2 separate regions of the Mus musculus genome follow, and region 2 is linked to region 1. The links are chromatin loops, found by intact Hi-C in ENCODE. Cell type or tissue: heart. All regions are shown on one strand.

Region 1 (5,000 bases):
GTGAGAGTCAGAGGACAGCTTTTTTTTTTTTTTAAAGATTTATGTATTTTATGTGAGCACAATGTCACTATCTTCAGACACACCAGAAGAGGGCATCAGATCCCATTACAGATGGTTGTGAGCCACCATGTGGTTGCTGGGAATTGAACTCAGGACCTCTGGAAGAGCAGCCAGTGCTCTTAACCGCTGAGCCATCTCTCCAGCCCCAGAGGGCAGCTTTTGGGAGTTGATTCTCTCCTTCCACTGTGTGGGTTTCTGGGATTGAACTCAAATCAGGCCGTTAGGCTTCACAGCAAACATGTGCCTTTACACACTGAGCCATTTGCTGCCCCTGTATGTATGGTAAACTTTTGATTGTTATAAAATATCCGAGTCCAGTCAACATGTTTTTAAAATCAATTCTACCAGATCATTTGAGTTTCTGTTCTTTCCTCTGTGTCTAGTTTAAAAATGTTCCTTTTTGATCCATGAAAGTTGACTTTTCCCCAAGGTATCCAAGATGTTTTCCTCTTTCACTAATCTAGCTGGGAAGCTGAATATGTGTGGTATGGTATGTATACATACCTCTGTGTATATGTGTGGTATGTATGTGCATTTGTGTGTATACCTGTGTGTGTGTGTCTGTGTGCATGTGTGTATCTGTGTGCATGTGTATGTGTTGTATATGGTGTGGTATGTATCTGTATCTGTGTGTATGTGTGTGTGATGTGGGAGTGTGTGTGATGTGGTATGTATGTGTATTTGTGTGTGCCTGTTTGTGTGTCTTTGTGTGTATGTGTTTATGTATGCATGTGTGTGTGTCTCTGTATATGTGTGTGTGCATATGTATATGTATAGGTATAGGTATATGTGAGTGGGTGAATGTGAGTGTATATCTGTGTGTGTATGTATGTTAGTGTGTGTGGTGTGTGTGTGGTATGTGTGTATCTGTGTGTGTGTTGCTTGGTTTTAATTGTCAACTTGACATAACGTAGAATCATCTGGGAAGGGAGTTTGTTGAGGGATTCTCTGGAATAGCTGGCCTGTGGGTATGTCTGTAGAGGATTGTCTTGATAGTCAGTGTTCTGATGCTGTGAAGAGACATGGTGACCAAGAGAACTATTATAAAGAATAACATTTTTCAGTTATTCTTTTTTTTTTCTTTCCATTTTTTATTAGGTATTTAGCTCATTTACATTTCCAATGCTATACCAAAAGTCCCCCATACCCACCCACCCCCACTCCCCTACCCGCCCACTCCCCCTTTTTGGCCCTGGCGTTCCCCTGTTCTGGGGCATATAAAGTTTGTGTGTCCAATGGGTCTCTCTTTCCAGTGATGGCCGACTAGGCCATCTTTTGATACATATGCAGCTAGAGTCAAGAGCTCCGGGGTACTGGTTAGTTCATAATGTTGATCCACCTATAGGGTTGCAGATCCCTTTAGCTCCTTGGGTACTTTCTCTAGCTCCTCCATTGGGAGCCCTGTGATCCATCCATTAGCTGACTGTGGGCATCCACTTCTGTGTTTGCTAGGCCCCGGCTTTTCAGTTATTCTTAACTGAAACTGAAATAACTGCTTCCAGTTTTAGATGTTTAGTTCATTGTTCTCATGGCAGGCGACATGGCAACATACAGGTAGAAGTGGTGCTATAAAAGATGAGAGTTCTACATCTGGATCCAGATCCACAGACAGCAGGAGGACAATGTGACACTGGGCTTAGCTTGAGCATTTAAAACCTTAAAGCCTTCCCCCAGTGACACACTTCCTCCTATAAGGCCCCACACCTACTCCAACAGGGCCATACCCCCTAATTTCTCTCAAGTAGTGCCACTCCCTAATGACCAAGCATTCAAATATGTTAGCCTGTGGGAGCCATTCCTATTCAAGCATCCACACCTAGCCTGCTCTGGGGTGCGCCAGTCTATGCTGGGTCCTGAACTGAGACTGAAGCAAGATAGCTGAGAACAAGCAACCACAGCCCACGTGTTCTCTGGCCCTCTGCTCTTGGCTATGGATGTGGTCTTTCGTGTTTCTGCATTGACTTCCACTCTATAGTGGGCTGCAGCCTGGGATTGTGAGCCAAATAAACCCATTTCTTTCCTAAATTGCTTTTGGCCAGGGTGGGTTTTTCTTTTTTCTTTATCACAGCAACAGAAAAGTAAGTGTGTGTCTGTGTGCACTTGTGCCCTTCCACTAAGAATATAATCTTCTACTGATGAACAGAAAATGCTCTGGCCTGGCAGATAGCATCTTTTCCAGGTCTCGGGGAGTCACACGACTGCAGCTTTCCCTGGTTTCTATGAGGCTGTTGATGATAAAGTGCAGGCTTGAGTCTGAGCCCGTGTATGAGAACTTGAGAAATGCTCGGAGTCTGGGGGCCTCTTTAAGGTCTGGATGCTGTCCTGTGGGAGCCGATGCCTCCCCAAGGCTGTAGCAAGGCAGAGGCTAGGAGGTACAGGGAGGTGGAGCTGGGATTACCTCTTCACTTGGGGTTTTACACCCAGGGAACCCCACTGTGCCCTGGAGGCAACCATGGTGGAAACAGGGCAGATCTGCCCTCTCTCACCAATCTCTTGGGACCCTACCAACTCACCGCATTGTCCGAGCTGTGCTGAGCAGCATAAAGGACACTTGGGTTGGCATCAGCATTTGCCTAGGCCTGACCTGCCTTACCAGGAATGGAAGCATATCCAGACAGCCTGGGTCGTTCAGCACACTTGGCGCTAAGCTCCTCCGAGTTAGGGTGTTTGGGAAACTGGTTCTCAGTAAAAGGACGAGCTGTAGTGGCACAGAATCCAGAGTTGTCTTGTGGACTGGTGAAGATGGTGCTGCCGCCAAGCTGGCTGCCTTGAGAATGAGGGTTTCTTAATGAAAGCTGGAGAGCCTGTGTTCGTACTGCTGCCCTCTTGTGGGCAACTCGGAGTATGGCAGCTCTGCCTTTGTTTTGAGTTTTACCACCTGAGACAGAGGAGTATTGGAAAGTGAGACTTGCAAAGTTAGTCTCTTGTTGTTGTTGTTGTTGTTGTTGTTGTTGTTTGTTTTGCTTTTTCTAGACATACTTTCTCTGTGTAGCAGCCCTGGCCATAATTCACTTTGCACTACCATACCCAACTATGAAGTCAGTCTTAAATGGAGTATCTGAGGTATTTGTCCAACACAGCAAACCATTGCAGAAGCCAGACCCTCTCTAGACACAGGAACCTGGAGACTTCTGTCGGGGGTGGGGGTGGGAGTGAGGCGGCGGCAGTGTTGGCCTTCTTAGCCATGGCGCTGTCTGAGAATGTCCACATCGTCTGCTCCTGAGTATTTCAGGTGTCCTCAGTCTCCACTAGTCAGTGCTTTGTGGGAGAGGAAGAGGATATGATTCTCTGTCCATCTCAAGTTATGAATAGAAATATATATATTTAAAGGAGTTCAAGGGTTTCAGTGGGGAAAATAAAAAATGCTTTTTTTAAGTCCCAACAAGAGGATATTGTTATGATCTCAAGGTAAGAAGGAGAGGCCTTCTTAGCACAACTTCAGTACACACTGCAAAGGGCATCCTTTTGGGGTTTGCAGAGAGTGAGACACACGCCACATAGGCAGAGGATATGTGATAAACACACCCAGGAAACTAGCTCCTGGAGGGCTGCGCAGCCTGGGTGGACAGTTCTAACCCAGCATAGAATGGAGGAGAAACCAATCCAAACCTAGAAGACAAAGATAGATAATTCATAAACACAGAAAAGATGCCCAGGTTTGCTTGAAGTCAGGAATGGAAACTGAAGGACCAGGGCTGAAGAGATGGCTTAGCCGTTAAGAGCCCTGGCTCAGAGACCAGGGTTCCATTCCCAGGACCCATGTGGTGTTTCCAAGCATCTGTAATTCCAATTCTGGGGGATCCGGCCCCCTCTTCAGGTTTCCACATGTAATCTACGCATGTAGTACATTTAACATATAAGCGAGCAGAATATTCATACATATAAAATAAAAATACATCGTAAAATATTTAAATGAAGAACTACTTATTAGCTAGTGGAACTGATAATACCTTAAAAATATGAGTATTGTACAATAGCTCAGAGGTGAATGGAAACTTCGGTGTCTCATATGACACAGGCTGACTTCTAACTTGCCATGTAGCTGTGGATGACCGTGAACGCCTGACGGTCCTGCTTCTATTTCTCAAGGGCTGGGATTGCAGGCTTTGTGCTGCCAGGATAGGGGCTGCTGCTTTTCTCTCTGCCAGGCTGCTGTTCCTCTCCCCTCCCCCTCCCCCTCCCCCTTTCCCTCCCCCTCCTTCTCTCCCCTCTCCTTCCCCTCCCCCTCCCCCTCTCCCCTGTCCTCCCCTCCTTGCCCGTCCTTCCTCCTCCTAAGGACAATTTTCCTGTCAGAATGGCTCCTAGGTTTTGTGTGTGTGTCAGTGTTTGTCTGAGAGTAAAGTGTTTCCTTAACTCTCACAGTTGAGAGTTTGCTTACCTTCTACTTTGTAAATAAGTTTTGTATTTCACTGTACTAAGATTTCTTTTTGAAAGGAGTAGTTTCTGAAAAGAACAGGAAACAAAGTTAGGGGACATAGCACATGCTGTAATCCAAGAATTCAGTAAGTTGAAACAGGGAGACTGGAATATGTTTAACACCTAGGCTCTAAACAGTATAACAAATAGAGGAAAAATGAAAGACGCAGAGAGGTGGGTGGAGCTGGCTTCTGGCAGCCTTGCAGCCTTGGCTTCTGAAGGGGGTGGGGGTAGGGGACGAGGACACAGAGACAGAGATCAGTGGTCTCTGATTATATTTTCTAAAAAATGTTAAGTTCTTGTTTCTGTGGATATGTGCGTGTGGATGTGTCTGTGGGTGTCCACAGAGGCCAGAGGAGGTGCTGGATCCCCTGTAGCTGGATTTACAGACATCTGTGGTGCTGGGAACTAAACCCAGATCTTCTACAAGAGCCTCGAATGTTCTTAACCTTAGAGCCATCTCTCCAGCCCCCTGATTTTTTTTCAAAGATTTATTTATTTTTATTTTATGTGTATAAGTGTTG
Region 2 (5,000 bases), 70 kb before region 1:
CTCAGTACCTGTGGCTCCCCTCACTCCCCACTCCCCTAAATCCACCCGGGGTGGGGGGTGTGGGTGGGGGTGGGGGTGGAGGGGTGCTGCTTCCCTTCCTCAGTCCTTCCCCCTTCTCCTTCCCCATATAACGCAGCTCTCCCGTTTGGCTGTGTGCGGTCTTGGTTCCTATAGCTCTCTTGGTTCTTTGGTCTGCTCTTGGCCTCCTCTTGCCTCTCTTCTCTTCCTCTCTCACTCCCTCACATCCTGTCCTCTCAGGGCTTGGTGCAGTCTGTTGGCCATGTTGAGGGTACTATTTTCTCTCCCTCCTCTGACCTGCAGATGCCTCTGGCTGTACTCTCCCTCATATCTACAATAAAATCCTTCTCCTCAGCCACATTCTGGATGCAGAATGCCTTCATTTCACTCACCCCAGTCCTCTTGAAAAGCACTGAGTGCTCTTAATCACTGAGCCATGATTCCAGCCCTTGGGTCATTTCTTTTACCCGTATACCCTGGCCATTACTCTGACTCTGTGGTCTCTCAGAAGACTTAACAGCTCCGCACATGGGAGCACAGAAGCAACCCCTACTGCAGAGCTCCGCACCTAGTGTGTCTGGGAAACACCCCATCGGAACCGCCCTGCAATTGGCAGCTGCTTTCCAGCTGTTGCTTCTATACAAAGGAAGCTTGGTTAGAGGGGTGACCTTGACAGCTTCCTGGGGAGAGTCAGCCTATCACTTTCCCACTTCTCCCTCCTGGTCCAGCTGACTGGCTTCCCGGAGCCTCAATGGGGCACAAGGACAATTGCTACTGTCACGTGGTGGATGGAACCACATATAAAGAGGTTGGAAAGAAAGAGTCTGGGCAACATAGTTTCCATAGTTTCCGCTTAACTCCAGCCAGAGTTTCTAAGTTGCAGCAAGCAATTCTTTTAGCAAGCTGCTTCTGTCTGGCTCTGCAGCCCTTCATCACCTCTGAGAGCCTGACTGGAATCACATGACTATTTGCATCTGGTTTGCATATGTCTACACCCACAGGACAGGCCAGCTCCTGAGTTTTAGCCTGTTCCTCCGGAGTTGGGCTTCATTCTTTTGAAAGCAGGGGCTGTTCTTGTATTACAGAGTTCTTGTAGACTTCTCAGCCATTCTCTGCAGGAGAAAATGCTGTTCCTGTAGGATAGGAGGCACACACTGCCAAAAGGGTGGGAAGGGGGCAGAATGCTAAACCTCAGATCACTCTCCAGGTTATTCTGTCTGTGCTGTCCCTTGGGCGGAGGCATTGCTGGCTGTAGAGAAAGGATCAAAATAGGGTCTGCTATGATCTCTGTGATCAGGGAATGGGCATTGTTCTGACTTGCTCATGCCAGAGCTATGTTTATTCTCGGGGTCACTGGGTTTCAGAGCTGGGTCCTTGGTTGTGATGGTTGTATATGCTTGGCCTAGGAAGTGAACTATTAAGAGGTATAGCCTTGTTGCAATAGGGGTGTCCCTGTGGACATGGGCTTTAATACCCTCATCCTAGCTGCCGGGAATCGAGTCTTCTCCTAGCGGCCTTCAGAGGAAGATGTAGAACTCTCAGCTCCTCCCACACCATGCCTGCCTGGACACTCCCGTGCTCCTGCCTTGATGATAATGGACTGAACCTCTGAACTTGTAAGCCAGCCCCAATTAAATGTTGTTTTTATAAGAGTTGCCTTGGTCATGGTGTCTGTTCACAGCAGTAAAACCCTAACTAAGACACTGGTCTACATTAGAGAAATGAGGGTGACCTCATTGGAATTCTTGTCTGTATATCTGAGCAATTAACATGGGTCCTCTATCCTTCCCTTGTTCACCCTTCCAGCAAAAAGCCCAGAGCCCTGCTACACATGAGGCCAGGGTTGGGGACAAAGGCCAACACATCAGTGTTTAAAAAGATGAGAAAGTAATAGTCAGTTCAAAAGGGAAGCTGACACAGTTTCCTCCATTGAAGTTTATAACAATGAGAACCTCAAAAGGAAGTGCTGGCTTTAATCCCAGCCTTCTGGATGCTGAGGCAGGCTGATCTCTATGAATTTAAGACTGTGCTGGTTACAGGACAGAAGGGCTGTTACACAGAGAAACCCTGTCTCAAAAAAGAAAACCACAACCACAGCAAAAGGAGCGAAAACAAACATCTTCAAAGATAGTAGGAAGGGTTTTTTGGACCTAAGAATGACAGGAGTTTTCTCAGGAAACAAAGAAGCAGGCGACACAGCAGAAGTCACATTATTTTGTCCTTAAGATGTATTCATTCTATTTACTGTATGTGAGTGTTTTGCCTACATGTATTTATGGGCGCCATGTGTGTATGATGCTCAAGAAGGCCAGAAGATGGAACTAGAGTTTCATCAGATCCCCTGGAACTAGAGTTATAGATGGTTGTAAGCTGTCATGTAGGTGCTTGGAACCAAACCCAGGTCCTCTGGAAGAATGGCAAATACTCTTAACCACAGAACAGCTTTTCCAGCCCCCAGAAGGCACACTATACTGGTGTAGGGTAGTATAAGCCAGTTGTTGGAGCACGGAAGCAGTAACAGGGGAAAGCCTTTGCTTTGTCTTGATGAGAGTTGGGAGCTAGTGAAGCTATTGTTCTGGTCTCTCTAGACGTCTTTACAGAGAAGACTGGTAAGACCTCTCTTAGTTCAGCTCACTATTAAACCACCAGTCCTTTTGGGAGAAGTACCTAGGAAGACTACAAAGAACTCCCCCTCCAGAGTGTGACTTCAAATGGGAGTCTGTAGAACGCACTCCTACTGAGTGCTTAGCCAAGAAGAGAGATAACTAAGGGTGGGGAGCTGAGATGGATTGTTGGCTGTGGTTTGTGTGAGTGTGGGGAGCGGGGTGGTGGTAAAACCTGACTGAGACTCCAGAGGAAAGAACTGGGAGTTGAGCGAGGAATAATAATTGGCTTGGGATTAGCAAGCTGCTTCTTCACTCCACCTTTGCAAAGTGCAGTGGGTAGCCTCAGGGCTAAGCCTAGTACCTGGCACAAGCAGGCACTCAATCAATAATTATTTATGGAGTCATTAACCATTGGATAATCCTTCCTCTGGTTTAATCCAAGGTTGTCAAAGACTTCCAGTCTCTGATCCCAGGATTCTGCCTTGTCTTGTGTCCTCTGGGCAGGATTCTTTACTGGAAATGGCCATGCCCTAGATTTTTAACCAAGAGCACTTGGCTTCGGGCCATTCTCAAACTAGGAACAAAGCAAGAGGCCAGGAAATGTCTCCAAGGTTCACAAAGTTACAGAGAGTCAAAGTAATTTTTCCCCAAGCAGGCCACCATCATTTCAGATATAACATTCATGTTCTGGGAAACATGGCACTTTCTTTCTTTCAATCTCTCTCTCTTTCTTTTTTTTTTTAAGATTTATTTATTTATATGAGTACACTGTAGCTGCCTTCAGACACATCAGAAGAAGGCATTGGATCCCATTACAGATGGTTGTGAGCCACTATGTGGTTGCTGGGAATTGAACTCAGGACCTTTAGAAAAGCAGTCAGTGCTCTTAACCACTGAGCCATCTCTCCAGCCCAACATGGCAGTTTCTTACAGAGAATTCCATTCCCAGAGCCCTGGATGGTGTGTGTGTGTGTGTGTGTGTGTGTGTGTGTGTGTGTGTGTGTGCACGCAAGCGCACGCTTGCGCATGCACGGGAGGGAAACAGAGGGGGCTGGGGAGAGGACTCATTCCTTTAAGGAGCACTCTTAGATGTAACTGCATTTCCCAGGTTGGGTGGATACTAGCTGACAAATGTTAATAAAAGAGGGGACTAAAAGGTTAAAATGAGAGTAACTAAGAATCCAAAGTCTTTGCAAACAGGCTGGTAATGGCCCCCTCGGGCAGAGTACCATTTAAGCTAAAACACACATAAGGACTCTGAATCAAAGGGTTAACACTCCCAGGCAGGTCTGGGCCTGCAGAGAACCTAAAGAGACTCCCCAAAGCTCCACTTGCCTGCTGCTTAGATCAGATCTGCATTCCTGAACAGGGGCACCTATAGTAGAATCCCCTAGCCCATCTGTCTAGGCAGGGAAGAAGAGTGCTACTGATAGCTCTGTGCTGGCTGATGTGACCCTGCCATCACTTTAGGGGACATCAGAGAGAGTTTATAAACCTCCTCTGCTGTTGCTTCTGGTGCTTCCTTCTGTGGTGGTTTCCTTCCCTGAATTCCTTGGGGCATTTTTAATTATTAAGCAATTATCTTTATTGTCCTTGTTTCTTTACAGTACTAGGGATCAAACTAGACCCTCTTTTTTTTTTATGTTGGTGGTGAAGGGAAGGGCAGAGAGATGATGTGAGGAAGACCAGAGGTTCTGGAGGAGGTAGGAAGGACGTCAGATTCTTAGGAGAAGGTAGGTGGAGTTGTTTGTTTTGAGTGCAGGTGCCTGTGGCTGCACAGGTCAGAAGAGGGTGTCAATCCCCTGGAGCTGGAGTTAACAGGCAGCTGCGAGCTTTGTGATGTGGGTGCTAGGAACCAAAGGCAGGTCTTCTGCAAGAGCAGTGAACACTCTTTACACCTGAGTCATCCTGCCAGCCCAGAGAATCATTTTCTGTGGGAACTGTAGTCAGAAGACAGATTGCAATGTGCCAGGCATGGAGCACTGTCGCACAGGATGAGGTCATTCCTTCCTGAGGAAAAAAGAAAAGAGGAAAAAAAACAAGACAGGACAAAGAAGGGCCTCTGAGAATATGGAGCCCCAATCCTGTGCAGGCAAGAGGAGGAGGCCTGACAGAGCACAAGGAGAGAGAAGGTGTGTGGTCCTGTGTGGAAGGTGCAGGACATGAAGGGGTTTCTCTCATGGAGAGACTCCCCTACACTTTTTTAAGAATTGAAGGTGGGGGTTGGAGAGATGGCTCAGTCATTAAGAGCACTGACTGTTCTTCTAGAGGTCCTGAGTTCAATTCCCAGCAACCACATGGTGGCTCACAACCATCTGTAATGGGATCTGATGCCTTCTTCTGGTTTGTTTGTACTCATATACAATAAATACATAA

Evidence for each region. Peaks named below come from ENCODE experiments on the same cell type or tissue, not always from the same donor. Only the 100,000 strongest peaks of a DNase experiment are listed, where the experiment ranks them.
Region 2: a loop joins it to region 1, with 2.5 times the contacts of the local background. A loop is called at or near these places in 15 of 42 quality-filtered maps.

The regions. Positions count from the first base shown.
Region 1 is chr14:24,180,020-24,185,019 of GRCm38, reverse strand. The region is part of intron 5 of Dlg5 (discs large MAGUK scaffold protein 5); the gene reads left to right. Among named protein-coding and RNA genes, the nearest start is that of Gm52143, 29 kb to the left of the region's middle. In heart, a CTCF peak has its summit at 2,893 (motif pointing left); a DNase peak (open chromatin) is centred at 2,789; H3K27ac peaks cover 815 bases.
Region 2 is chr14:24,249,705-24,254,704 of GRCm38, reverse strand. No RefSeq gene overlaps it. Among named protein-coding and RNA genes, the nearest start is that of Dlg5, 6.3 kb to the right of the region's middle. In heart, no CTCF peak of the experiment used is centred here; no DNase peak of the experiment used is centred here; H3K4me3 peaks cover 1,019 bases; H3K27ac peaks cover 2,196 bases.